2 separate regions of the Homo sapiens genome follow, and region 2 is linked to region 1. A link is an interaction called in ENCODE POLR2A ChIA-PET data of the cell type or tissue named here. Cell type or tissue: OCI-LY7. All regions are shown on one strand. Links, peaks and the distances in the headings refer to the core of each region. The heading gives the core; the rest is flanking DNA.

Region 1 (2,810 bases), core at 21-2,520:
AGTGGATTTTAGTATATTCACAAAGATGTGTAAGCATCACCACTCTTTTAATTCCAAAACGTTTTCATCCCCCACCCCAGAAAACATGACGGCAACCCATTAGCAGTTACTGTTCACCCCCACTCCCTCAGCCAAAATCTACTTTCTGTCTCTGTTTGTCATAGGCATGTTTTAAACCCATTTGAATTATAGAAGCCTTCTTTGTTTCATTTAAGTGTCTATCAGAAACAAGCTTTCCATAAGTGAACAGTCTTCAACCTTTTGTACAGAAAATCAACTCTAAAATGTTTGCAGAGGGCAAAATATAAAAGGAAGAAAAACAGAAAGAAAAAGGGTCATTCCAGGATACCAATTAAAAGATGAAAATGTACACAATTTATAAGCAAGTATACAACACAGGTCAAGAAGTGAATAGGGATTCTTTGATGCTTTCACTTTCTTAGTAAAAAAAAAAAAAAAAAGAAGAAAAAGTAAATAGGGCCAGGAGCGGTGGTTCACGCCTGTAATCCTAGCACTTTGGGAGCCAAGGCAGGTGGATCACCTGAGGTCAGGAGTTCGAGACCAGCCTGGCCAATATGGTGAAACCTCATCTCTACTAAAAATACAAAAAATTAGCCAGGCATGGTGGTGGGCGCCTGTAATCCCAGCTACTCGGGAGGCTGTGGCAGGAGAATCCCTTGAACCCAGGAGGTGGAGGTTGCAGTGAGCCAAGATCGTGCCATTGCACTCCAGCCTGGGCAACAAGAGCGAAACTCCATCTCCAAGAAAAAAAAAAAAGTGAAACAGCACTAGGTCAGATTATTGAAGAAAGGAACATTTTCTGGGGTCTGATGGTTTTACTATTGTGTTATCCTCAAAAAAATTTTTTGACCAAGGCAGTACACGCACATATTTACAAAAAAGTCAACAATGCTGAAGAGCTTATTGTAAGAGGTAAGAAAGCTTTGCCAGTCCTTCCCACCCCCAACCCACCCCGTTACCTTCCACTCAAGCCCTAGAACAAGTCTGACTTCTTAACGGCTACAGTTTCAAAAATTCTTCTGGGTGGTTACTTCCCTATCTCTAAATAATACAGTTATATCACCACTTCTTTATTTATCAGACAGACAGGCTTTATCTGTGGACTTCCTTCCTATTCTGATAGATGAGAACTTAGTTCACTTACACCCTCCTCCCTCCCAATATGGATGTCTCATTATTTTTAGTTCCTCTATTGTAATTTTAGGTAACTTATTTACTTGAATTCCTCTTTGTAATTTTCTTAATATATGAATATTTGCTTCCTGTTCTGCTAACTGTAACTTGTATCTCTCAAGTCCCCACTTTGTGTGGATCTTCTTCCCTTCTACTTCCAAAATTCTGTCTGCATGTTGTTTTCTAGATTTCAATAGACTAAGTGAAAAAGTTCAAAGGACCAGCACAATGGAATATGAAGTTTTAACAAATGACATTCAAAAAACTGTGAAGTGGTTCACGCACATAAGCAAGAAACTAATATAGGAACACACATCCATCCATCATTCAGCTTTTTCAAATCTTAACATTATCACATATTTGCTTCCCTTTAAAAAGAGAAAGCATTGTCAGTCCACTGAGACCCCATGTACTATTGATTGTATTTCTCTTCTACCTCAATATTCATCATTATATCAAAATCGCTCTTATTAACTCAGCATTTACCATTCTACCACTTGATTTTATACTTTTGACACATACTTTGGCATCCATAAACATTGTATATTAGGCTGGGCATGATGGCTCACTCCTGTAATTATAGCATTTTGGGAAGCTGAGGCGGGTGGATAGCTTGTGCTCAGGAGTTTGAGACCAGCCTGGGCAACATGGTGAGACCCTATCTCTACCAAAAATACAAAAATTAGCTGGACATGGTGGTGCACACCTGTAATCCCAGCTACTCGGGAGGCTGAGGCAGGAAAATCACTTGAACTCGGGAAGTGGAAGTTGCAGTGAGCCGAGATCGTGCCACTGCACTCCAGCCTGGGTGACAGAGCGAGACTCTGTCTCAAAAAAAAAAAAAAAAAAAAAAAAAATATATATATATATATATATAATATACAATTTTGTATGTCACACTTAAAATTTAACATTTTTATTGACACAATTTCATTCATTAGACTTACCATTCCAAATATCATTTGATAGTGTGCCTATCATCCTAATTGCTTACTATTATAAATGATGCTGGTATAAGTACATTGGGTATTCTTAGCATAAATGGGGGAAGGGAACGCTAAGAAAAATTAGCAAATAAATTTTTAAAAGAAAAAAGATAAATGTGGGATATTTAGAATTTACCTTTGGATTCAATGGAACTGGGTTCTGTCTCTTATGCATTAATTATGTTTTAGCCTAACCTAATAGCTATGAAGTTCTGCTCACAGAATTTAAAAAGATCTGGAGACATTTATAAATGAGAAAAAGCATAGATGATAATAAAAAATATATGTGTACCTACAATTAATCAATGTTCATCACAGTTTTTTTTTTTTTTTTTTTTTAGAGGCAGGGTCTTGCTCTGTCACCCAGGCTGGAGTGCAGTGCTGTGATCATGGTTCACTGCAGCCTTGAACTCCTGGGCTCTGGCAATCCTCCTGCCTGAGCCTTCTGAGTAGCTGAGACTATAGATATGGGCCACCACACCTGGCTAATTTTTAATTTTTTTTAGTAGAGATGAAGTCTTGCTATGTTGACCAGGCTTGTGGGAGTTCAGTCAGGCTGGTGGAAAAAATTTTAAAGATAGTTATAAGAAATAGACACAAACCTTCTTGTAAGGCTGGAGAGGGTTTACA
Region 2 (2,810 bases), core at 198-2,697, 89 kb before region 1:
TTAATTTGTCTAGTTTATTTCTGAAAGTGTTAGGTGGGTACAAGAAACAAACATCTCACCTCTCTACCTACTCTCAATCAAATGAGACAGTGCTTCCTAGGACGTGATTCTCTTGAAGAGGGCTTGCTTCTGTGGCCAAAATTACATCCCCTGAGAAATCCTAAGATGACTCTGGGACCTTTTGTTCAGGCAAATCTGCAAGGGCCTGGTTTTGCTCCTGAAGTTCACAAAAAGACATGGTAATAGCAAAGTTCATTCATGGACGTAATATTTTTAAGAAATATTTAGACTGAGCATGGTGGCTCACTCCTGTAATCCCAGCACTTTGGGAGGCCGAGGCAGGCAGATCGCTTGACGGCAGGAATTCAAGACCAGCCTGGCCAATATGGCGAAACCCCGTCTCTACTAAAAATACAAAAAAAAAAAAAAAATGAGCCGGGGGTCATGGTGGCACATGCCTGTAATCTCAGCTGCTCGGGAGGCTGCGGCAGGAGAATTGCTTGAACCCGGAGGCAGGGGTTGCAATGAGCTAAGATCCTGCCACCATATTCCAGCCCCAACAGCAAAGTGAGACTCTGCTCTGCCTCAAAAAAAAAAAATTAAAGTGCCTTCTTATGCACAGGACACTTTTAAGAAAGTGTTGCAATACAGGTTTGTGCAAACGTGTAGATAAATTATTTACTACCTTAAAAATTTTATACTATAAGCTTGTATCACTGTAATTCCTAGTAACTCTGAAGAGCAAAATTTTATAGAACTTAAAACATATTGTAGAACTCAAAACATATCATAAGTCTGAAAGGTATTGTTTTCTATCATGGGCCCTCATATGGCAACTGATCAAAACATATTTATTGGTGCTCTCTTCTATGACCAGCAAGCATTGTACTAGACAATATGGAGGATATATTCATTGGCTCTACAAATATTTGAGTGCCCGCTGTGTGTCATGTTCTACTGAAGGTACTAGTCTATCTTAGAATGGCCTTAACTTCAAGGCACTAAATATCTAACAAAAAGCAAAACAGGCCAGGCACAGTGGCTTGCGCCTGTAATCCCAGTACTTTGGGAGGCTGAGGTGGGTGGATCACCTGAGGTTCGGAGTTTGAGACCAGCCTGGCCAACATGGTGAAACCCCATCTCTACCAAAAATATACAAATTAGCCGGTCATGGTGGCATGCACCTGTAATCCCAGCTACTCAGGAAGCTGAGGTGAGAGAATTGCTTGAACCTGGGAGGTGGAGGTTGTAGTGAGCCAAGATTGCACAACTGCACTCCAGCCTGGGTGACAGAGTGAGACTCCGTCTCAAAAACAAAACAAAACAAATAAGACTCTGACTTTCTAGAGCTTATATTCTAGAGGGAGGAAGTAGATAATAAATAAACAAACATGGCCAGGTGTGGTGGCTCATGCTTGTAATCCCAGCCTGGGCTACGGAGCGAGACGCCATCTCAAAAACAAACAAACAAACAAACAAACAAAAATACTCTCTTGATCTGGTGCGGGATGTTGGTAGTGAGGAAAGTTGTGCATGTGTGGGGGCAGGAAGTATATGGGAGCTCTGTATTTTCTGTTCAATTTTCTGTAAACCTAAAATTGCTTTTAAAAATAAGTTCTATTGAAAAAAATATTATCTAACATTTGCTAAGATGTTAATGCTGGGTTTCGTGGACTCTATATTTTTCAAATTTTTCTATTTTGTATTTAACATTCTTCTCTTATACTTAATGACCTCAAAAGTCATACTGTCTCAGTGATAAAAGCTGCTCCAAGGAGACATTAACGAGGCAAACTCCTGCAGGGGAGACCTAAAGTTAAGGTCATTCCAAGATGAGTATTTTCTGAGAGATTTGGCTGCCTGGTCTTCTTACCATCTATATATTCATGATTTTGAAAGTACCTCTTTTATGTTATAATTGAACTGCAGTTCAAATCCCTTGAAAGCACAATAAAGGAGACTTAGCAAGGTGAAGCACCACTCTAGGTATTTTAGATTTTGCAAGATTTACCTTTTAAAATGTAGCCTAATAGGCCGGGCACGGTGACTCCCACCTGTAATCCCAGCACTTTGGGAGGCCGAGGTGGGCGGATCACGAGGTCAGGAGATCAAGACCATCCTGGCTAACATGGTGAAACCCTGTCTCTACTAAAAATACAAAAAATTAGCTGGGCGTGGTGGCGGGCGCCTGTAGTCCCAGCTACTCGGGAGGCTGAGGCAGAAGAATGGTGTGCACCCGGGAGGCGGAGCTTACAGAGATCGTACCACTGCACTCCAGCCTGGGCGACAGAGTGAGACTCTGTCTCAAAAACAAACAAACAAACAAACAAACAAAAAAAGGAGCCTAATAACAATTGCATATGCAGTAGCTTGCTGCTTAAACAAATGAGGCCTAGAGATATAAATGTACCTTTTAGGGGGCAAATTAAGGACATTTTCTACAGGATTTATACTCCCCTATCTCATGCAAGGTGGTTTTTTTGGTGGGTACATCCTATCATTTGTTGGTTCTTGACACATCCCATTTCCCAGCTTGCAGCAGCACTGTGTTCTGCTTTGTCACCTGTTACGCTTACCCTATGTCTCACCTGCCCCTAATCTGGAACCACTAGTTTTATCTCTGATATTCTCTAGTGGCTATCATAGATAACACACAGAATAGAATTTGATAACACTATTCTGCATTTATTGTTCAGTTCCTACATTTCTACATCCTCAACCAGTTTTTTTTTTTTGTTTGTTTGTTTTTTTTTTTTTTTTTTGGAGATGGAGTTTTGCTCTGTCGCCAGGCTGGAGTGCAGTGTCGCCAT

Evidence for each region. ChIA-PET counts read pairs that join two places held together with the same protein. Peaks named below come from ENCODE experiments on the same cell type or tissue, not always from the same donor. Only the 100,000 strongest peaks of a DNase experiment are listed, where the experiment ranks them.
Region 2: POLR2A ChIA-PET joins it to region 1 with 7 read pairs; 6 of 35 experiments call an interaction of 5 or more read pairs at or near these places.

Annotation. Positions count from the first base shown.
Region 1 is chr2:113,862,261-113,865,070 of GRCh38, forward strand. The region is part of intron 1 of ACTR3-AS1 (ACTR3 antisense RNA 1); the gene reads right to left. Among named protein-coding and RNA genes, the nearest start is that of ACTR3, 26 kb to the right of the region's middle. In OCI-LY7, for the core only: no CTCF peak of the experiment used is centred there; DNase peaks (open chromatin) are centred at 41 and 1,081; H3K4me3 peaks cover 1,832 bases; H3K27ac peaks cover 2,408 bases.
Region 2 is chr2:113,773,523-113,776,332 of GRCh38, forward strand. No RefSeq gene overlaps it. Among named protein-coding and RNA genes, the nearest start is that of SLC35F5, 18 kb to the left of the region's middle. In OCI-LY7, for the core only: no CTCF peak of the experiment used is centred there; no DNase peak of the experiment used is centred there.